Regions from separate parts of the Homo sapiens genome. Here all the other regions are linked to region 2. A link is a loop called in an ENCODE intact Hi-C map of the cell type or tissue named here. Cell type or tissue: PC-3. All regions are shown on one strand.

Region 1 (8,000 bases), 75 kb after region 2:
AGCAGTTTTATTTCATTTTATCATTTTATTATTTATTATTATTTTCTCCCTTCATCCCCTTCCCATTATTTTCCCTCTCTATTGATAGCAACTTTTGATTATATTTAAACATATGTCCTTTCATTCCACTTTTCTTATCTTTTGTTTAGATAAATGTGCCTCCTTGAAAATGTCTTGAATAGTATTGACTAGATTGTCTTCCAGGGTTTTAATAATTTTGAATTTTACTGTCTTTAATCCATCTTGAGTTAATGTTTATATATGGTGTAAGGAAGGGGTCCAGTTTCAATCTTCTGCATGTGGCTAGCCCGTTCTCCCAGCACCATTTATTGAAAAGGGAGTATTTTCCCCATCACCTGTTTTTGTCAGACTCATTGAAGATCAGATACTTGTAGGTGCGTAACCTTATTTCTGGGTTCTCTATTCTGTTCCATTGGTCTATGAGTCTGTTTTTGTACCAGTACCAGGCTGAGCTCTGTCATCTTGATACGGAGCTTCTGTGATAAGCAGAGCAGGGCGAGAGAAAAAAACTTACATCTTTCTTTTATCCTCTGGCCCGGAAGTGACTCAGGTCCCTCAGGTTTAAGCTCATTATCCAGGCTTAGTCACATGTCCCTACCTAACTGTAAGGAACACTGGGAAATGCAGTCTTTCTGTATGCTCAGAAAAAGGAAAGGGAAAGAAACAGAGAAAAACAGTGTTGCCTCTGATATAGAAAAGAGTAAGTATATCTGAGTTTGTGGTGCTGCCAAGGAGGTTAACTTTGATTTCGATTCTAAATAGAAACTATTTTAACCAGCTTTAAAGAAATAGGTTTTGATAGTGAGATTGATAATAAAGTGGGCTTTTTGGGGTTTTGTTTAGTTTTTTCTTTTAAATTTTCTAGGCTTCTCACTTCCTCCCTCCTCTAAGTTTAATTACTGTATTGGAGCCATTCATTGTTAATTTTCACTCCTCCCATAGGTACTGAGCACAAAATACACAATCAACAAAACATACACTTATCAAATTAAAGGATGAAAACTTTAAACTCAATCCATCCTGACACTTGTGTTATTAAAGATTTAATGAGGAAAGAGATAAAAAATAAGTAGAAAGTTCTACTAATAACTAATGACTTAATTTATCCATGTCTTTCATCTTCCCCCAAAGTAGCCATAATTAAGGGTTGATGATGTCATTATTCATAATACGTCTATTTGTATTTCCCTTTCAACTTTGCAAAGCATACTGTATCTGTCATCTCATGGTATCCTCACCACCACCATGTGAGGAGAGTAAGGTAGACATTATCCCTGTTTGGTAGATTAGGAAATTAGAATACAGTGATGTTAAGTGAGCTGCCTAAGATCCTCAACCAATCTTGATGTTGTCACTGGAAGCCAGATCTCCTGATTTCTTGTCCTATGCTTTCTCCACACTAGAAACTCGCTTCAGAGCAAGAGTATCCTTAGAAGCAAGATAATAAAGTCTACTCTTTAATCTTTCACATGGAGAACTCCAAGTTGGCCATAATAATTTCAACATTTTAAAAAACTATCTCATCCCAGTGAGTGCATTTCTGTAAACTATTCTGGATCTGGGTATGATATAAGACTTAGCTGTACAGAGAGAGTCTGTACAGGGGTTGGCAAAGATTTTCTGTAAAAGGCCAGATAGCAAATGTGGCTTTGCAGTCATATGGTCTCTATTCCATGCTCATCGTTTAAATACATATAATATTTTTAAGACAAAAATCATTTTCACTCCCAGGCTATTCAGCAATAGGCCTTGGGCTATATTTGTCCCACAGGCCTTAGTTTGCCAGCCATGATTTTGGACTGCCAACCATCGTGGTGTTCAGAGTGCCCATGCACCTGACTCTGCTGCAGCATGAACTTGTTCCTGCTGCTTTCCTGCAGGCATTCAGCGTGCCTTGGGTTACCTGTTTGGCAATTTCCTTTAATGTCACAAATAACCCACTTTTGGGTGAGATATGCCACAGTCTGTCTCTGAATTTCTTGCCCAGCTAGGTTGAGGTGCAGTGTCTCCCTTCTGGTACATTTCTGGATTTGTGACAGGGGTTTTGTGAGATGTTTTTTGAGCTCCCCTTGCAGCTAGGAGGCATGGTGTGTGATGCTTCCCTTCTTCTCTAGACAGCTGAACTTCTGCTGCCTATTTTCTGATCTTGAACCTCTCCACAGAGCTCTCTCTACCTCCTTTTATAAATTTGTTCCCCACCTACCATACCCCCTTTAAAAAAAATCCTCTTCATTATCTCTTGTGAAAGTCAGTGAGAGTGGAGTTTGGGGTATCTATGTAGTCAGGCATTGAGTATAACCCAGGTGATGATTAAACATCAGGGTGCCTCCCAAAGCCTTGCCTGTTTTTTTTGCTACTAAAGCCATGGTAGTAGCGGGCAAGAGCAATACCAGAATGTTAAGAGGCCACTCATCTCAGGAAATCCAGGCATGCCTGTCAAAGATATATGAGCTGCATTCACACTCTTGAATGGGAATCAATCAGTTTTTATACATCCCAGCACTTTGGGAGGCTGAGATGGGTGAATCACTTGAGGTCAGGAGTTCGAGACCAGCCTGGCTGACATGGTGAAACCACATCTCTACTAACAATACAAAAATTAGGTCGGTGTGGTGGCATGTGCCTATGATCCCAGCTAATCGGGAGGCTGAGGCAGGAAAATTGCTTTAACTCGGAAGGCGAAGGTTGCGGTGAGCAGAAATTGAGCCACTGCACTCCAGTCTGTGCGACAGAGTGAGAGTACAGTTAAAAAAAAAAACAAAACAAAACTGTGGGCCAATTCTGGGAGGCCGAGGAGGGCAGATCACCTGAGGTCGGGAGTTCAAGACCAGCCTGACCAACATGGAGAAACCCCATCTCTACTAAAAATACAAAAAATTAGCCAGTCGTGGTGGCGCATGCCTGTAATCCCAGCTACTCGAGAGGCTGAGGCAGAAGAATTGCTTGAACCCAGGAGGCCAAGGTTGTGGGGAGTCGAGACTACGCCGTTGCACTCCAGCCTGGGCAACAAGAGCGAGACTCCATCTCGAAAAAAAAAAAAAATTGTGGATAGTATGTTTTTCTATGCAGAACATATTTTAATCATTCAACAAATATTTGCAATCCACCATAACTCAGGCATTGTTTAAGTTTCTGAGTTATAAAGAGGATTGGTATGTGGTACCTCCCTAAGGAGCCTATACCTTTGAAAGGGATAAATACAGGGACTATTAAAATACAGAATGAAAGGACAAATACAGAAATCTGTGGGAGCTTCATGAAGTATGGAAGAGATTCCTAATTTTTCAGGTGGGAAAAACAGCTAGTAAAGATGTCAGAAAAGAAGTGTTGTCTGAGCTGAGTAGAAGAGAAAATGAGAAAAATGGTCAAGAGAAGGGGCAGTAAGTGCCCAGAGATGTGGTAGAGTATGATGTAAGACCAGAGCTATCCAGAGCATAGGCTGACTTGCTAGATAAAATGTGGTGTCGAGGTAGGAGGGGTGAGTGATAAAGCTAGCAAGGTAGAAATGTGCCAGAATATACTCCATGCCAGTGTAAAGCTTCTTTGTTAATCCCAAAGAAAATGATGAGCAATAGTTCCAGGGTAGTGGCGCCATAAGGTTTGTGTTTCTGAAAGACACCTTGGGCTGTGATGTGGAGGTTGGACTGATGAAATCTATGACTGCATTGGGTTATTGCGCTAGTCCAGCAAAAGATGATAAATACTGGAGATAGGGAAATAACAGAGGAAGTAGCAAAAGGGAACAGGTTCAAGAGATGATTAGGAAATGACAGGACTTCGTGACTGACTATGAGTGTGAAATAGAGAAAATCTGGAATAATCTCCATGTGAATGGCTTGGAAGTTTGAAAACAACGTTGTAATCCAACAACACTATGAACACCAACAGGAGCAAAAGGGAAACTAGGAGGCTAGATTTACTCCATTTTGTCCATGCAGATGCAAAAATCCTCTGGGATATCCAAGTGAAAGACATTCCATATACAGTTGGAAAAACTGGTTTGGAGGTCAAAAGCAATGACTTGGCTGGAGATATTTGGGAAATGTTGGTAAGCAGTTGTTGGTTGAGACTGTGGATTTAGATGTGATTGTTCAAAGAGAATATGGAGCTTAAGAATTGAACAGGAAAAAGGACAAAACCCCAAGAAGCCCCAACTTTTTAAGGCTCAAAATCCTGCAATGGCAACAGGAAATCAAAAGGAATGGTCAGAGAAATGGGAATATCACTAGAAATGTGTGCTGTTGTGGAAGACAGGAATGCAAAGAGTTTGAGTCTGGTGAGATAAAAATGAAAATCATTATTTTATGTAAAAAATAGAGGGTTACTTTTAAAAAACAGTTCTGTAGAGTAGTGGAAAGGGAAACTAGATTGGAATGATCTGACCAGTGAATAACTAAAGGAGATAATGTTAATAGTGGATATACGGTTTGTGAACCACTTTGGATACAGTAAAGAGTCATGCAAATACAGCCATGAGTCACTCAGTGATGGAGATACCTTCTGAGAAATGTGTCGTCAGGAGATTTTGTCATTGTGCAAACATTGGAGAGTGTTCTTACAAAAACCTAGATGATATAGCATACTACATACCTAGGTTATGTGACATAGCCTATGGCCCCTAGGCTACAAACTTGCATAGTATATAACTATACTGAATACTGTAGAAAACTGTGGTGCAGTGTGGAGTGTTTTTGTTTCTAAACATAGAAAAGGTATAGCAAAAAAATAGTATTAAAGATAAAAAGTGGTACACCCATATAGGGCCCTTACCGTGAATGGAGCTTGTGAGACTGGGAGTTGCTCTGGGTGAGTCAGTGAGTAAGTGGTGAGTGAATGTGAAGGCTTAGGACATTACTGTCCACTACTGCAGACTTTATAAACACTGTACACTTAGGCTACACTAAATTTACAAAAAATAATTGTGCAATGATTTAACTGCTATGATGCCACTAGGCAATAGGAATTTTTCAGCTCTATTATAATCTTATGGGATCACCATTGTATTAATATGTGCAGTCCATTTTTAACTAAAACATCCTTCTTCAGTATGTGACTGTATAAAATAGGCTTCTATCAATGTACAATCTCAGGTGTAGCCTCTGAATTTGGACCTATCCTTTAAGAAAACTAATCTCTCTATATTTAATTTTCTTATCTCAATGATAAGAGAATCATAAATGATAGAATCAATAGATTGGTAGTAGAAGCTAAATCAACACTTTATCCTCAATACAAATCCCACCTACAACTCTATCCATCCTCTGTAGTGAACTCATTATCTTAAGAAGACTCCTGTCCATTTACTGTACAGCTCCAGTCATTAAAGGCCCTTTCAGGACTTTCTGTTATTATGTCCTGTGGCCTCTTCCCAGCCCTAGATGGTTCAGGGACCTTCCTTTCTTGCCTGCAGGTACATCTCAGACATTTGGTCTCTGCCACCACTATCCCTGCCCTGAAGTTTGAGGATCAAGAAATCATATCCTCACCTCTCCTTTACTATGTGATCAAAGGTGATCATATATGTTTGTATCAAGAATTTTGGAGGAGAATACTGAATAACCAGAATCTCTATGTGTGGCGTAGGAGCAGGGAATATAATTTGGAAGAATACTCCATTTGATTCTAACACACCAGCCATCCATCTTAGTTAAAAAAAAAAAACATATTTTGTTTTTCTGTTTTCAGCTATATCATCATTAAAAATAAAAAGAAATCTGTTATGGGCTGAATTGTAGCCTTCCAAAATTCCTATATTAGAGTCCTAGCTCCCCAGTGGCTCAGAATGTAACTGACCTTGGAGATAGTGTTTAAAGAGGTAATTAAGTTAAAATGAGGTCATCAAGGTAGGTTAATCCAATATAATGGGTGTCCTAACAAGAAGAGGAAATTTAAACACAGGTACAAAGGGAAGGCCATGTGAAGACATGGGGAAAAGACAGCCATCTGTAGGCCAAGAGAGAGGCCTCAGAAAAAGCCAACCCTGCTAACACCTTGGTTTCAAACTTCTAGACTCCAGAATTACAACAAAATAAGTTTTTGTGGCTTAAATCACCAAATGTGTGGTATTTTATTTTGGCAGCCCAAGCAAACTAATATATAATCTAATTAAAACATTGATTCCATTCTGTGACTAGGGCATTTTAAAGGGTTTCTAAGTGATTTCTTTGTTAATCCTATCTAGAATTGTCTCTAGAGTCAATAGTAAACCCAGTTTATGGCATGTGGTTTGCAAGATCTGTTTTCTTCATCCCTTTAAAAATTGGAGATGTACATATATTCAGCCTTTCAGCACCTCTCTTGTCCTCCACAGATCACTAACACAAGCTCATTTTGTATCCAGAGTGTAATCTCAATGGGTAATGAGATTCAAGCTCATTAGAGTAATTATGTACTCTCTTTTTATCCCTTAACTAATCTCAGACTTCAGTTGTTTTTCTCAAGTGTCTTCCTTCTTTCCAGCCAATCATGTCGACAGAGATGATAAAAGCAAATTAGAATGTGGCCAAGTTCATCTTCTCTCTGTCATCTTTCACAGGAAGTGGGCTTTAGGAAATTCTTGTTCTTGTTCTGACTATATTTAAATTTGCAGTGTTTTGCATTTTTGTTAGCTTTATCTTAATCTGGGCTTTACTCTGTCTACCCTATTCTAACAGGTTGAGGGTGCTCTTCATGTGTTTCTGGATGATTTTTCTCTCCTGCCCTCTTTTGTATGATGGAAGTATTGAACTTGGTTGGAGTCAAAGCATTCGAGTGCCATCTATTACCCATACGACCTGCGTCAAGTTGCTTAATCTAAGCTTCTTTGTCAAATAAAGCTAAATCATATCCCATCTTATAAGGAACACCATTATGAAATTATGATTAAATTACATAATACATGCAAGAACACCTTATAAATTATGTATTTCAGACATATACAAAACTTCGTTATTACTATTACTGTTATATCTTTTAGTTCTGTGTTCAAGGGATACTTATAGAGCCACGTTAGTCTCTTCATTTGCATTTTATTATTTTTTTTGAGATGGGGTCTCACTTGGTTGACCAGACTGGTCTTGAATTCCTGGCCTTATGCAATCCTCCCATCTCACCCTTCCAAAGTGCTGGGATTATAGGTGTGAGCAACCATAGCTGGCCCAGCATTTTATTTTTATTTTTAACTTAGATTTTATAAAATTCAACACACAAAAAAGAGCATGTAGTGAAAAATCTCCTTCCTATTTCTCAATCTCCCTCAACTCAATATCACTATTTGGGAGCAAACAATATTTCTTATGGATGCTTCCAGAAATATTTTATGCATATCCATATATATCTTTTCTCCTCTCCCTACCTTTTTACCCACATAGTGACATCCTATCAGTTCCTTTACTTACCCTCATCTTTTTTTTCTCATGCTGTCACAATCTCTTTGCTGGGAATTTCCTCTCCTCATTGAGTTGTCACTCATTTATATTCTCTGATTTGGGTTCAGACATTTATTTTCTCTCAGGTTTTAAAATATATTCTTTAACAGTCCATTTTGTACACTTAACTTTGCACAATATGGTGATGGGTTCCTTTCCCCTGTGATCATCAATGGAAGAAGAGAAGAAATCACCACCTTTGGCAGCAAGCAACATTTTACAGACCGAATGTAAGATCTGTTTGTTGTTGTTGTTTGTTTTTGAGACAGGGTCTTGCTCAGTCATCCAGGCTGGAATGCAGTGGTGTAATCATGGCTCACTGCAGCCTCGACCTCCCAGGCTCAAGCGACCCTTCCACCTTAGCCTCCCAAGTAGTTGGGACTACAGGTGCACACCACCACACTTGGCTACTTTTTTTTTATTTTTTGTAGAGACAGGGTCTCACTATGTTGCCAGGGCTGGCCTCAAACTCCTGGGCTTAAACTGTCCTCCTGCCTTGGCCTCCCAAAGTGCCTTGGCCTCCCACAGTGGTGTGAGCCACTGTGCCCAGCCAAGATCTTTTTTAATTAAAGG
Region 2 (8,000 bases):
GAATTTTGAAACTCGCAATGGCTTCTGGTATACAGAATTCACCGCAATCAGGAAATAAATTGTTTTCTTCCAGTAAAAAAAACAAAAGTTGCCTATCGCTCTTGCTGAGTAGGTAGAACTGTAAATGAGAAACTTAATTTTCTAGTCAGAAATGTTTTTTCTGAAGTCATAGCATTCACATGGATTGGTAACTTGCCCCTGTGACAGTCAGCACTAGAGGAGCAAGAAGGAATGACTTTATGCAATACTTCCTCATAGCTAGGGCAAGTGTGAACAGGCCACCCTCCTCACACCATTCATTGGTGTTTTCTTTCTGCTTCCAATATTCATGTATTTTTACTTTAAGATTGTCATTTCCTGTCTTTTGTGAAGGATTCCGTAATATTAGAATCACTCAGCACAGATGGGGCCTGAAAAAATGTTGGCATTTCCTTTTTTATTTTTATTTTTGCTTCATCTTCTACACGGATGTGGCTGTGTCATTATTCACATACATCCAAAACAATAGTCTCTTTTATATGATGTTTAACTGTGACGTATTTATCCACAAATATACTGGCTGTGTCACATGAAGTATTTACTTAGATGTTGTGTATGCGTAATGAACTGCTAAATGTGGGCAAGTTATTTTTCACCAAAACCTTGGGGAGCCACTCTGGTGATGTTTTCTTGTCCCTTATCTGAGGATTGTGATTCATAAAATGCTTGTCATCCATGTGGGGGAGGGGGTGGTATCTTCTGTGAATTTCTAATCAGTGGAAGGTATGCCTGTCTATTAAAACCTTAAGGACGTGCAAGATGACAAAGGAAATCTTTTGACTTCTTTTCACTGTTTAATCTCTGGCAGTCTGTGTATATAAAGACTATAGCTGGACAGAAAACAGTAATAAAGTCCAGAAGTAGATAAAAGCACAAAGAGTGAAACCAAAGTATTTGTAAAGCTCAATAAATCTGTTAACTAGAAGTTGCAGTTTTATCTTTACATACAGGTAAGTCTCAAGGTTAACTGCTCCATAAAGCTCCACGCAGGCCCTAGTGTTTGGCATCTCTTCACTACCTTATCAACTAAAGAAGGGCTCCCCCATTAGATTTCTTATAGTTCCCCTTCTCTAGAATGCAATGGATGTAAGCTTTCTCTGCCTTAGATTTTAGAAAATGTCACTGGCCTATTGGCATCAGTTCACAGATATGCATGTTTGAGGCAAATGTATAGAAGATTGAGAGTGGCCTCAGTCAGTTAATGATAAATAACGTGATGATGGCATTTTTGACTCCATGAGGGAGAAAAAAAAAATAAGACTTTCCACCAAAATTGAAAATGGATTCTTCTCCAGGTGTACCAAATGAACTAGGCAGAATGTTGTAACTGTGAGCATTTTTAGGATGGAGAGTTTAAGAGAGAAACTGTTGCTGAAATATGTTGGTAGAGCTACAGCCTTCGTCTTTGTTGACAGAAGGTTGAAGTCTGATATTTAAAGTGTTAGTGCGGTGGAAAGATCATTCACTCTAAGACCAGGTGGAAGTGGTTTTAGATATTGGTTATTCAGTTGGCTAGCAGAGTGATTCCTGTAAATGCCTTGCTGGAGAAGATGTATCTTAACACATGGGGTAAAAACACTGCTTCCCCAGGTGTTGTGAGACGTGCACAGGGTAACATGCATGAAGCTCACAGAGGGGCTCAGTGTGGAGCCTGGCACAAAGGCAGCCTTCAGGAAGGGCTTGTTATCATTCCTGCCTCCTCTTGGTCATAGAGAGAAAGAACTTTACTCCGCAGGAGGATAAATTCCGGAGGATTCATTCCTGCCACTCTCTGCCCCTCTGTGCTTCCTCCCCAAGACTGCAGGAGTAACTTTGTTTCATGCGCTGGAGTGAAGGAGCAAGTGTATGGTGACTCAGTCCCTCTACCTCTCTCAGAACAACTGACCTTGACTCCTAAGTTCTCCATCAGACCTAAAGCAAAGACCCTTGTATAAATATCATTGCTATGCAAGGCATTTCGGGCCATCTCCTCTTCCATCTCCTGGAAAGTGAACGTGATATTTGTGCTTGTTAGCATGGTCTCTACGATACTAGGACAAAGATCAGACCTACTTAAGTATGAGGCAGTACCTGGCTTCAGCAACACAGATTAACAGCTAGTTTATTTGGGAGGCAGCTAAAAATGCCCCTGTAGCCCATCTCCTCAGTAAATATATATTCCTATTTGTTCAGTTGGTGTTTGAAATTACATGTTAGACTTCATGCATTTGCCTAAGGCTTCTTATCATGTATTAATAAGCCTCAAAGGGCAAACATCACACCTTAGTATGAAGGTATCTGTAGATGTATTTGGAAGAGCAAGTTTGGATTAAGAGAACAAAGACAGTGAAAAACACTGACCTCCTGTTTGTGGTTAGTTGTGGAAATTGGGCATTATAGAAGTGGCAAGAGGTAGAGGGAGAAGTTGGTGAAGGTATATAAAAGAGGGATAAGAGTCTTGGAAACTAATCTTTACCTAATATATGGTTTTGCCCTGGAATATTCTGCCTGAGAAGTAAAGGGCTTCTTGTTCAACAAGCAATTCCCAGTAGAGTAGGAAGAATTTTCAAAACACACATGTTTTCACAAGAGTCTACACAATCTAATACTCAGATGGACTATTCCATCTAATACCCAGATGAAATAGCTGGATAAAAAATGTTTATTAAAGAAATTTCCTATAAATTGCATTAATAAAAGTATGTATCTTGTTTCAGGGTTCTGGGCAAATCAACCTATTTAGTTTTCACTACTCAGTTTGCTATCAGGAAACCACTATCAAATGCCAATTGAAAAAAAAAAAGAATCAATGGGGAAAAGACTAGAAATGCAAAAGCACAAGTTACGAGAATTGTAAAATACTTGGGTTTTTTTTGTTATGTTTTTAGTTTTTTTCTGCAAACTGTCCTTTCCTCTAGAAGGATTCATTGTCCCTCTAGGGTGTGGTTGAGAACAGATCAAGGCAGCAGAAGAATAAATAAAACCTTTTAAAAATTGCTAATGCCTTGCCAGGAATATTTACATTAGATATGTTGCATGTAAAAACAGATTATATATCTGAATAAATTCACTCTGTATCCTTTGCAACTTCCTAAACCACTCTATCATTTTGGAAGAGACCTTTTTCTCCCTGTCGTTGAACATAATATTAGGTGTAATAATATTATTGAGCTGGAATTCAGTAGGGTGAATTTTCACAGTGTAGAAATTCATAGCAAATGATTACTTTTCAGGTATGTAAAGCACAAATTTATTTGGTATACAAAAATTCAGTCCCCCCCAAATATCTCTTCCTACATTAAATAAAACCCCTATGCCATATCTAAAATCTCTATGCCCTTCTCTTTTCTTGCCAGTTTCCTCAAGAATAATAATCTTGTCTTTTTCATCTTTGTATCCTTTATATGCACCTTACCCCAAGCCTTAAGTGACAAATGCACTTACAAACAAGAGCCAACATTTTGGAGGCATTTATCATATACCAAGCACTATGCTTTGAGCTTTACCTTATTATAATTACTTTTATCTGCTCAACAATCCTGCTATCAATATTATTGCCGCTTACAGATAAGGAAGCCGGTGTCCACAAAGTTAAACAAATACGTCAAAGGTCACATGACGAGCAGGTGGGCCCAGCACTTCGCCCATGTTTTAACCACTATATGCTAAAGAACTCATCTATTACAGTTGTTGAGTTGTACAATAAAGAAAACACGGCTGGGCATGGTGGCTCACGCCTGTAATCCCAGCATTTTGGGAGGCCGAGGCGGGCAGATCACCTGAGGTCGGGAGTTCGAGACCAGCCTGACCAACTTGGAGAAACCCTGTCTCTATTAAAAATGCAAAATCAGCCGAGTGTGGTGGCACATGCCTGTAAACCCAGCTACTCCAGAGGCTGAGGCAGGAGAATCGCTTAAAACTGGGAGGCGGAGTTTGCAGTGAGCTGAGATCTTGCCACTGCACTCCAGCCTGGGCAACAAGAGCAAAAGTCTGTCTCAAAAAATAATAATAATTAAGAAAGAAAACACACACTCTCACACACACAACATTTTTTCTTCTAAGAAACATAAAAATATTATTGTAGAGGGAGGCTCAGGATTCAACTAGGCTAATACACCAAGGTTTGGTGCCCCACCCTGTGGCTTACTAACTTTGTTGGTCTTAGGTAAATAAGTCAAGCTTGTTGATTCTCTAGTTCTTTATCTGTAAAATGTGGCTAATGCACAGTAACTACTTCATTGGTCAATAGATCATTTAAATAAAATATGGTACCTACAGTTTGGAGTTCTGCTTATTTCTCTCTCACTTTACTCCCTTTCACCTGGCACATCTGTGCAAAAGTACCCTTTGTGACTCGAATGAAAGCAGAAGGCACCATTTGGGGGTGTTGTTGATGCTTATTTAATCAAAATATCTGCTATTTTTAATCGACAAATTTAACAAAGGAAGTGATATACTGAAAACTCTAAAACACTGACGGAAGAAACTGAATAAAACACAAATGGAAAGATGTTTTGTGTTCATGGATTGGAAGAATTAATATTGTGAAAATGTCCATACTACCCAAAGTGATCTACAGATTCAGTGCAATCCCTATCAAAATTCCAATCAAATTTTTCACATAAGTGGAAAAAACAATCCTAAATTCATATAAAACCATGAGAGACCTTGAATAGCCAAAACAATTCTGATCTTTTATTTGCAATGTGAGAAGCCATTTCTTATGTCAAGATGATAGATTTCTAAAGAAACTATTGAAATAAGTTAATACACTTTTGGCCAGACTTGCTATCTTTTCAGTTTAGATTGGTTCCTGATTTTTACCAATGACCTTTCATTCATCATAAGAGTTGAATAAACCCTGGACTTTCCCAGATTAAAAACACACATAAACCTGGAAGCAGCCACCACAGAATATCACTGTGTAAACATGATAAAATGCAGAAGTAGATCATTTACATTCAATGAGTAACAAGGTATTTGCAGGAATTAACTGTCCTTGACCAGCCCAATTCTGTTCATATGGCTTATGCTTTCACTTTATTGATGCCTATAAATAAACATCTCTTGTCTTAATGTGTCCCGGTTCAGCATTCAGCACACAAAAGGCTATATTTTATAGCTGTGGGCCTCAACTCAACCTCCAGGGAAATTGTGTGATTTCTTTCCTCTTGCTCAGCTTGGCATCTGCTATGGAGGCCTGCATTCCCGAAACTCTCGATTAGAATGAATAATTTGCTGCCTATGAGCCAGTTATCCACAGATTAGCCCTCTGAACCTTCTGTTCCTTTCGGCCATCTTTTTGGGGTTTTCATTACTTTGGAAAGTAGCTATTGTTCTGGGGAAAGAAATGAAACTAATAGCTGTAAAAGCAGAGGTTTGTGTGGGTGGCAGGGAGGGAGTAGGTCTGGAGACAGTTTCTTTCTGTTTTTGCCCCTGGATAATCAGGAGTTAAATATAAAATGCAAAGGCTCCCATGCTTATATTTTTTAAAAGAATTAGATCAGCAAAGATGGCGGTAAACTGTACCTACTTAAACTTTACCAAAGATGGAGGTAAAGTCTAAGTGGAATTTGGAAATACCCTAATAGCTCCTGGTTCCCAGACATGGGGCACTTACACATCCCACATATGGTGCTACTTGCCTGATAAGCATTGTCTCATCTAAGCCTTACATATCTCTGTGAGGAAGACATTACAATGTGGATCTTAGAGGTAACAATATTGAGGTTCAAAGAAGTCGAGCAGCTACCTAGAGACGCACGATGAGTAAGTGGCAAAGCTGAATTGTCTACTCCGAAGACCAGGCTCTTAATCACATTGATGCTATATATAGTCATCCTAGCAATCCAATCTTAGTCAAATCCACATTCTGGCCCCAGTGAAAAATAGCTCAATTTATACAACGTGCTGTTCTTACTCAGTAGTAAATCAGTGGCATTAACTAAGTTTACCTAGCTTTAATTTCCTACATATATGGCATTTTCCAGTTTTATTGGGGTGTTTAAAATTAAAGGAATTCCTTTAAGAACAATTATGAAAGGTTAGATGTTTATTTTTTAAAAAATAGAGATAGGTCTCACAATGTTGCCCAAGTGGGCCTTGAACTCCTGGGTTCAAGGATCCTCCTGCCTCAACCTCCTGATTACCTGGAACTATAGATGTACTTCAGGGCACCAGGCAAGTATTTTTTTTAGAAGCTAGTATATTTATCAGACAGAAGGACAATCAAGAAGTAAAAAACATAATTTCTGTCATAATGCATTTATTCAACAAATACTTATTGAGCACCCATTTTTTTTAAGCAGGCCTTGTTTAGACACAAGAAATGAAATAGTGTATATGACTGACTTACCACACTAAAAAGAAAAAAAAAACTGTAATCCTATGAGGAAGGCAGTTCCTAAGAAATAAAGCAGAATACAACATGAGAACAGCCTTGTATATCACATAAGTAGATGATGGAGGTGATGGGTACTTAATCTAAATTTGGCCAACAGGGGAAAGTATTGGCAATAGGTGACTCCTGTACTGACTCATCAAAGGCAAATACGGATCAGTCAAGGGATGGGAAAGGTGAGAGGGGAAAAACAAATGGATTGGTGTAGAAAAAGACTGAAAGCTCTATGGCTCTAGAGAAACAGCAAAAGCAATCTAGTAATGACTAGAGTATAGATCAATGGCCTTAAATTGGAGAAAATTAGAATAATCTGAGGCGCTCTGAAAACTCTCCAATGCCCAGGTCATACTCCATATCAAGTCAGAATTATCTAGAGGTGTGATGCAGATATCAGTCATTTCTAAAGCTCTCTGGCTGACTTTAATATGCAGCCAACTTTAGGAACCAGTAGTGTAGGGCAGTAGATACCAAAGAATAGCCTAGGAACAGGTAATATCAGCATCAACTAAAAATGCAAATCCTATCCACAGTATTGGAGGAAAAATCACAGAGCCATCAAAACATAGATTGCTGGACCCTACTCGCAGAGGTTCTGATTTGGCAGGTCTTGGGTGGGGCCTAAGCATTTGTATTCCTAATAAATTTCCAGGTGATGCTGATGCTGCTGGTCTGGGAACCACAATTTTAAGAACCCCCCAGTCAAATGCTTCTCAAATTCTAATGTGCATATGATCACCTAGGGATCTTACTAATATGCAGATTCTGATTCAGTAGGTCTAGGGTGGGCCTGAGGTTTGTGTTTCTAACCAATTCTTTGATGATCCATGCTGCTGCTCCGCAGACAACACTTTGAGAGCAAGAGGCCAAATAAGGAGAGAGGAAGATGAAACTGTATCATGAAGAGCCTGATAATGTTCAGAATAATTTCAAATCAGTTTTAAAAAATAAGGTAAGTCATGACATGTTCAGTCTTGGTTGGTTTGTCATTCGGCTTTGCCTTCCACAGCATCAATTTTAGCTTATTAAGGTGGTGGCCAGGAATACTCAAGGCCACATTTTTGTTGCTGTTGTTTACCTCAACATGAAAAGAGAGAACGCTCTTATTCATGGAATAAACTTCCTCATTTCGGTCTTAGATTGGCTCAACTTAGATACCACATCCACGGCTCCACCAGTAAATGTCTCCAGGCAAATGCTCAGCATTAATTGTCTCAGCCCAGGTTTCCCAAATCAATCATTGACAAGGGGCATAACATGATTTTCTGGACTAAGCAGGAGCTGCCTCTGAAGCAAGGGCCAATTCCTAAAACCACTTTACTGCTATACAGTAGGAAGCTAGGATTGGCAATGAATGCTCAGGAGTAAATCATAAAGAGCAACGTAGACCATGAATGTCTTGGTAAAGTATTTTTTCTTCCTAGGAACTGTTGGGTATCATTGAAAGATTTTTAGTCGAAAGGTGGTAATATCAGAAGTGACTTTGAAAAGAACACTTGGGTCTTGGAGTCAATAACTTGTAGTGCGGCAAGAAAGCCAATGAGGAAGATACTACATTTTTTAAGTGAATGGTGGTTTCATCTTA
Region 3 (8,000 bases), 130 kb after region 2:
CTTGCTCATGGTTTTTCCTTAGGCTATCCAAATAAGAAAACAAGTCTGTATTTTCCAGACAATAAGGCTGAAAACAGTGTAAAGAAGTGTGATGATTCAGGTCAATGAGGTAATTGAAGAAACGTCATGACAACCAAAATTAAAATGACCAGTTTCCCATTTGCATGTGCCAGCAATTCCTCAGGAAATCTTTCTGGTTGCTTTTTGCTCCTATTAGACAGGATAATGTGGCTACAAATTATATCCAACTGAGAGAGGATTGACTCATCCTCAGCAGGTATTGTGGGAGCAGATAAACCCCAAAAGGACAACAGTCAGAGAAATAGCTGAGAACAAAGCAAAACACACACAAACATGCACACACATACAGATTATTACATTACATAGTAGATTATAAAATTAATATACATATATTAATTTTTCTCTCCCATTTCTACTGTGATAATTCTTGGTGATCATTTTAAAACTTTCAAAATAAAAAGTTCCTGTTAACTTCATACCACTCTAACTTGCTTCATGATTTGTTATATATACTATGGTACAAAACAATATTGAAGACCATGGCATCTTCCTCTTACCTACTCAAATGTTCTCTAGGACAGTAATGTCATCAGAAGGTACCTTCCTCCCATCTGGTCATGGCCTTCACAGTAACAAAAGGTGGAGGCATAATACCATTATGAGCCCTCCCTTGTGTTGGACATCCAGGTACACTTTTGCTGAGTCTTCTGTAGCCAGGAGAGACATAAAAACAGATATCCTGTTCTACCTACACCTGTCTCTTCTTCTGTGCCCCACAGGTTTGGAGGTCAACTGCAGTGAGGTCTCTATACCACAGAGTGGTGAGTCCCCAAGTCCCGGTGAACTTAGGAAATGGGCATTATCCTCTGGAAGACGTTTATAGAGGTGACTTTTTTGGTAAGTCCCTGGGACTCCTGTTGACATGGGAATTACTTTCTTCCCTCAGTTGTTGGCGTCTCACATGGCCATTCATCAGCTCAATACAAACAAGTCTTCACGGAGGTGGAGTTTCCTCCTCACCTGTTGCTAAACCAGGCAGCGTGGATTGGCATATTCACTGACTTCATGGCACGAAGGCCTACAAAAGCGGAACAACTTTTCACCAGTGCAAAAATGTTCCAAAAGATACTCTCTCTGTCCAATACACTTGTAAGTGCATTCTAGAATATAAAAAATAGAGAGAGATAAATGTTCTGTTGAAAGATAATCTCCCAAAATATAAGTTTTTATGTAAGACAGTGCTCTCAAGTCATAAATGGTAAATTCTTCTGAAAGTCACAGAGGAAATTACTCTTAAGACCTCTGTCTTGTTAAGTTATCATAGTAATAAAATCTCAACCTACTAAGGTAACTTTCTAAACATGTCAGAGCTTGAAAGTCTCTTGTAAACCTCTAAATACAAAGAAAACCTAAGTTTATTTATTGAAGTTCAAGCTGTAGAAATCTGACAGCTTTGAGGACTTTAAAAGATACTGAATCAACTGCTATAAAAGGAAAACAGTCTTGACAATTTTAATTCATATAGTATTACAACTGAAGAAACTATTTGATGATTTATGAAGGGCACATTTGCCGGCTGTGTTTTGGAGTTTTTGCATGAAAAGTGAATTTGTACTCAGACTGTTTGCATCTTCAAAGACCCATGAGCTTGGCTGTAGGGGCATGCAACATTAGGTTTGGAAATATATGAAATAAATATTGCTATGCCTTAAGAATGTGATTTAACTGTCAATTTGCTTTGATACGTAGGTTTAAAGTTTTGGGTTATTTTATATATGCTATTCATGTATATCTGTATTGGAGGCATCCACTCGCTGCTTTAGAAGCTCCTGGAGAGTAGAAATTGTCTCCATGTAGCTCTCAGCAATTAATAAACACTGAAGGCAACTGGGCTTTTAATTCTTTTTAATGCTTAGTTACTTAATTCAATATCTACTCCATTCTATTTGGTCTCAAGTGTATTGTGTGTGAACAGAATAAACAAAAGACTGAATGAATGAAGTCAGATGTAACTTAGACAAAGTTTCTGGAATGGCTCCTTAATAAAATCCTCTTCAAAGAATAGGATCCAAACAAAGAGAGGACACATGATTTCTGAAATTAAAATCACTGTCTAATTGGAGAAGATAAATGTACCCACGTGATTCATCCAGAGACTAATTACAAAGCAGCCTGTGAGCAAGTCTAAGATTGTTTAGTATACACTAAGTGTGCGGTTGCTAAACAGACGATGTGCAGATAAGCATCAGCTATGGGCAAGCGGTGGTCCCTGTCTTCTCCTGAACTCCTACCTTCTATTAATATTTCAACATTCCTCTTCCTTGGGAACTTATTCTCCAGGAGCTCAATCACTTTATGAACAAATATAAGAGAGACCTATGACACCCAAGATTTTCCCTTGTATTCCCTTTGAAACCAATATGTGTTTTGTTTCTTCTTGAACCAAACCATCAACTTTGCCATTATAACCTAATGGAGAGGGAAATTAGTTTAATGGGTCAGGTGATCTTTGAGTGTCTCTCAAATCATTGAATGCAATCAACTTTCTTTCCTGCCTGCTGGCTCCATCTGTAATCAGCAGAGATTTCTTGTACAGAGAAGAGTAAGGGGCACCTTCCTGAAAGAGCTGTGTTTGTATGCAAGGCACAGGAAAAACTGATGCTCTAACCTTCAGTGATGTGGTGAGGACTTGTCTTGGGCATAAAACTTAAGTCAGCACCAAATAACACAATAATCAGGATAGATAGTATTTTAATGCAATATTTTTAAGATAAAATATATGCAAAAATATTCATGATAAAAAATATCAAAGTTTTAAATAAAGACAGGATCAATACTACTGATTTTTTTCCTTTTGCCTTAAGCTCCAATATGACTTAGCATAGCAAGGTTACTAGTTCTATTTAAAAAAAAAATTAGTTTTGCTCATCGCGGATTTTCTTGCATTAATCTTAACTTTAAAAAATTTCGTTAAAATATTATTTGTCTTGATTATTGACATTTTTTATTGCCCCCTTAAGTTTTTCACCTGAGATAAGTGACTCATTCAGCTTACTTTTCCCCACTGATGATAAAGAGGAAAAGAGGGAAGATAAATTGCTATGGGGTACAAATGACGAATGTAGTTTCCAATAATGTCAGAATATTAAATTTGAGTTTTCCTGGAATGAAACAATGATTTAGAAAAAAGAAAGAAAGAAAATAATAGATCTGGGATATAGTGATATACCTGGGAATTCTCATAGCCACAAGAGGGCATCAATTAAAATTTTGAGAGAATATGCACTCCAAGAGAGTATGGAAGGAAAAAAACAGAGAACTAAGGACTTACCTGAGGAGTTACCAATAGTTCTAAATGACAGATCTTTCTCTATGGATTATTGTACCCAAAGCATATGACATTCTAGAACAGGAGTTCTTCAACTTGCACATGCATCAGAATCTCCTAGAGGGCTCGTTGAAGTGCAGATTGCGGAGCCCACACCCAGGATTTTATTTCAGTAGATTTGAGGTGGGGGCTGGCATGTCTAACAAGTTCCCAAGAGATACTGAGACTTCTTATTCATGGGCCACACCTTGAGAGCAAGCGGGCTAGAATAAATAGACTCTATAACACAGTGGTTTGTTCAAAAATTTATGTAGTAAAATACTCTATAGAGAAATCAAATTGTATCATTTCTTACTATAAACTCTTAAGGAAGAAACTAAAGTAATTCTTCCACCTCCCTTCCAAGACTAGACAGTAAGGGCAATAAAGAAAGAAAACTAGTTGGAGTAAGATAATAGAGAGTGGTGGAGATTGTCAACTGGAGATTACGTGTCCAGTCTAAAGGTATTGAAGTTTAATTAAAACAAAACAAATCACTATGTGAGACAAACAATTTCTGCCTTTAAAATTCTGGGCCCAACAAGAATATTAGACTGGATTGCCTGAGGCCAGGTGCAGTGGTGCGAACACTTTGGGAGGCTGAGACAGGAGCATGGTTTGAGGCCAGGAGTTTCAGGCCATTCTGGGCAACATAGTAAGACCCTGCCTCTACAAAATATTTAAAAATCAGCTGGGCATGGTGGTGAACACCTATAGTCCTAGCTACTCAGGAGGCTAAGGTGGGAGGATTGCTTGAGCCCAGGAGTTGGAGGTTACAGCGAGTTATGATCTTGCCACTGCACTCCAGCCTGGGTGACAGAGAAAGACCCCATCTCTAAAAATAAATTAAAAATAAAGAAATAAAAATAAACTGGATCACCTGAAAAAGAAAGGCTTTGGAGGCTTGCTGATTTAATATTTGGGAAGGGAACAACTAGGTTACTGGTAAATTGGTTTGACTCTTCAACTGAGGAGAAAAAGGGGCTTAGGGTGCACAAGTGACATAGGTCAGCGCCATTAAAATGCAGCCCCTTATTGCTGAGAGGACTAAGAACTGTGTCCTGTGACCTAGGAAGCTCTGATGAGGGTCTCCAAGTCACGTGTGGCTGGAAAAATTGGAACTGCCAGAGAGCAGTCCATCTGTGAACAAGCCATTGAAACATGGGCTGTGGCAGCCACAAGTAAACAGAGATTGAGGAATGATGCTGTTGTCCTCCATCATCCTGTACCCCCAAATCTTGAGGTCCTTAGCCCAAGGTAGATAATGAGGGTTCTGAAAATCACTAAGTTTGAAGTTCTCATCAATCTTGAAAAATAAAAAGCTCAATCTATATTTAATATAATTTAGCAAAATGGGGAAATGTGACATTTTTTGCATTCCAAGTGTTAGAGTAACCCATACTTTTTCAGTTAAAGAAGACAACTTGATAGCAGACCAGCCTAATCTGAAGTACTAGCTTGACAACTGTTAGTTTATAGAGTAATATATGGAACCCAATCTGTCTACCCCCCTACTCCAAGAATTTGCTGAGAAGACATCAGTTTCATTCCTGCTTCCTTTAGCACAAGGTGGTACAACCTGTTTTCCACACTGCAAAGGGTGAGTCAGCTGAGAATTATATAACAGTTTGGAGTATGCCAAGCAAGTTACCAAAAAGGGATACATCTCATGGTTAGGCATAGGTGCCTGAGTGGATCTCAGTGTAAATAAGCTTCCAAGCAGGCTGCCTGGGCTCCATTTTTAGCCTTAAAACCCATGGAACAGAGAGAGATTCATGGGATGATAAAATGTCCAATAAACTGAAATAATTCAGCAGAAGAAAGGGCTAAGAACCAGAGACATGCAGGTGCTATGGTCTGAATGCTTGAACTCCCCCAAATTTCATATGTTGAAATCTAATCACCAGTGTGATGATATTAGGTGATGGGTCCATTGGGAGGTGATTAGATCATGAGAGCAGAGCTCTCACTGAGTGGGATTAGTGCTCTTACAAAAGAGGTCCTGGCCAGGTGTGGAGTCTCATGTCTGTAATCCCAGCACTTTGGGAGGCCAAGGCAGGTGGATCATGAGGTCAGGAGTTCGAGACCAGCCTGGCCAATATTGTGAAACCCCATCTCTATTAAAAATACAAAAATCAGCCAGGCGTGGTGGTGCACGCCTGTAATCCCAGACACCCGGGAGGCCAAGGCAGAAGAATCACTTGAACCCAGGAGGCAGAGTTTGCAGTGAGCCGAGATCGCACCACTGTACTCTAGCCTGGGCAACAGAGCAAGACTCTCAAAAAAAAAAAAAAAAAGAGGTCCCAGAGGGTTGCCTCATCCCTTCCTCTAGGTAAGAATGCAGCAAGAAGATACCATCTATGAACCAAGAAACAGGCCCTCACCAGACATTGATTCTAAAGGTGCCTTGATATTGGGCTTCCCAGCCTCCAGAACTGTGAGAAATAAATTTATATTGCCTATAGAAATTTATTGTTGAAAGAAATACCCAGTATGTGGTATTTTGTTATAGCAGCCCGAACGGACTAAGACAGCAGGTAGTAGTGAACCATCTTCATCTTCTGAAACAGGTATCTGAAAACTATACCCAGGGGCCAAATCTGGCCCACCATCTACTTCTAGAAAGAAAGTGTTACTAGAATACAAACACACTCATCTCGGTATGTTTCCTCTAGCTGCTTTGCATTGCAATGGCAGAATGGAGTGGTTGTGACAGAGACTGTATGGCCTGAAAAGCTGAAAATATTTGCTATCTGGCCATTTACAGAAAATCTTTGTTTACCCTTGCTCTAGAAAGAAAGACAGGAAAGTTCGGAGGCTCCACACGTACTAAATTCACCTGGATTATGGTCAAGTTGCATTTTATTTACATCTCAAAGGTCAGTAGACCTCAGCGATTTCTGTTCATAGTAATATCTGTGGACAGATTTGACAGAAAATATTAATATTCCTGACCTGGTGAAATCTGAAAAGAGTCCTTATCCAATGGTGGCTTTCAACCTGTTTTTTAGGTTCAGTCTTAATAATTGGTCCCAAACTTCAGATCTTGCTGATCCACTAGCTGGATTTTAAGCTGGCTAAACTACTGCCACGAGTTGCCCATAGTTTCACAAAAGGTAGCAGGTTGCTTTCTGACTCTGCCTGACGTGACTGTTTATGAGTAAAATGAAGAAATTGTAATTTGTCCTCGCAGTCCTATGCCCCTTCTTTCCTGGTAACATCTCAGTTGCAGTGGCCTAGTGTGCTCATACTTTCTTCCTATCAAAACCTGCCCCTATAAGACAACATCTAAAATTCGCTCACAGTAAAATACAAATAATATATGTCAAAGTCCTAGAGACATCAGCAAGTGTGGGGTGGAGGCACAGTAAACAAATTTTTCTTTCATTCTCTCTCTTTTTGAGGTGGGGTACAAACACACAGAAAAAAAAAATACCAGGTAGGCTTGTAGCTTCCAGCCCCCAAGAGCCAGCCCCTCTGTGCTTAATCCTCTGTGCTTAACCTAAGAACCCCTACAACAAAATCACCCAGAATGGTGAATTTTCTCAAATATTTAGGGAAGAAATAATAACGTTCCTATTCAAATTTACTCAGAAAATAGAGGACGTGGGAACACTTCCCAACTCATTCTATGAGGTTAGTGTTATCCAAAGACATCATGAAACAAAAACTACAGAATGGTGTTCCTCGTGAATATAGATAGAAAAATCTTTAACAAAATATTAGCAAACCAAATCCAGCAACATATAAAAAAGTAATACATATAAAAATGCCATAAACCATGGCAGTAATTCTACCAGCTTAAAATTCAGCTAGCGGAAATCCAGCTTTACCAAAGAAGACAAAGTTGGTATACCACCTGAAAATGAATCCATGTAATACATCATGTTAGTAGAACAAAGGAAAAATCTACATGATCGTCTCAGTAGATTCAGCCAAAGCATTTGACAAGACAAATACCCATTCACAATACAAACGCTGAACAAACAAGGAATAGAAGGGAACTTCCTCCACCTGTTCTGAATATTTTATAAACAAACAAACAAACAAATACCAGCGCTAACATGATATCCAATGCTGAAATACTGACTGCTTTCCTCTTAAGATAAAGAACAAGTAAGGATGTCCACTCGCACAACTTCTACGTAACACTGTATAGGAGCCTCTAGTCGAGGTAACAAGGCAGAAATAAAAAATTAAAGGCATGCAAATTGGAAAGGAGAAAGTAAAGCTGTCTTTATTAGCAGGCAACATGATCCCAAATGTAGAAAATCATAAGAAATACACAAAAACAGAGCAAAAAGCTAATAGAACTAATAAGCAAGTTCAGCGAGGTTACAGAATACAAGATTGATAAACAAAAAATCAGTCGTATGTCTAAATATTAGCAAACAATAGAAAATAACTTAAGAAAATGATTTCATTCCAAATAACATAAAAAATAGTAAGACACTTAAGAATAAATTTAACAAAACAGGTGCCAATGGTCGTGAGCAAATTTTCTGGGTTGATAGAAATGCTTTGAAGCTTGTTGCACAACTACGTAAACTTACTGACAATCACCAAACTATGCCCTTTGATAATTTTATAATATGTTGATTATACCTCAATA

The links. A loop is a pair of places that touch in the nucleus more often than their neighbours do. Peaks named below come from ENCODE experiments on the same cell type or tissue, not always from the same donor. Only the 100,000 strongest peaks of a DNase experiment are listed, where the experiment ranks them.
Region 1: it touches region 2 in a loop (3-fold over the local background); 2 of 110 quality-filtered maps call a loop at or near these places.
Region 3: it touches region 2 in a loop (3-fold over the local background); 2 of 110 quality-filtered maps call a loop at or near these places.

Annotation. Positions count from the first base shown.
Region 1 is chr13:73,595,089-73,603,088 of GRCh38, reverse strand. All of the region lies in intron 2 of LINC00393 (long intergenic non-protein coding RNA 393), which reads left to right. It overlaps LOC128966561 (a long non-coding RNA gene), which reads left to right and starts at 7,570. Exons shown (of 4, transcript XR_001749905.2): 1 at 7,570-7,657. It overlaps LOC105370256 (a long non-coding RNA gene), which reads right to left. Exons shown (of 7, transcript XR_942064.1): 2 at 7,398-7,587. In PC-3, no CTCF peak of the experiment used is centred here; DNase peaks (open chromatin) are centred at 598, 3,158 and 4,558; H3K4me3 peaks cover 477 bases; H3K27ac peaks cover 6,022 bases.
Region 2 is chr13:73,669,759-73,677,758 of GRCh38, reverse strand. No RefSeq gene overlaps it. Among named protein-coding and RNA genes, the nearest start is that of LINC00393, 12 kb to the right of the region's middle. In PC-3, no CTCF peak of the experiment used is centred here; DNase peaks (open chromatin) are centred at 428 and 4,968; H3K4me3 peaks cover 533 bases; H3K27ac peaks cover 7,350 bases.
Region 3 is chr13:73,539,642-73,547,641 of GRCh38, reverse strand. LINC00393 (long intergenic non-protein coding RNA 393) reads left to right here. Exons shown (of 4, transcript NR_184171.1): 3 at 801-842; 4 at 968-1,741. Among named protein-coding and RNA genes, the nearest start is that of LINC00392, 21 kb to the left of the region's middle. In PC-3, a CTCF peak has its summit at 3,254 (motif pointing right); a DNase peak (open chromatin) is centred at 4,981; H3K27ac peaks cover 1,746 bases.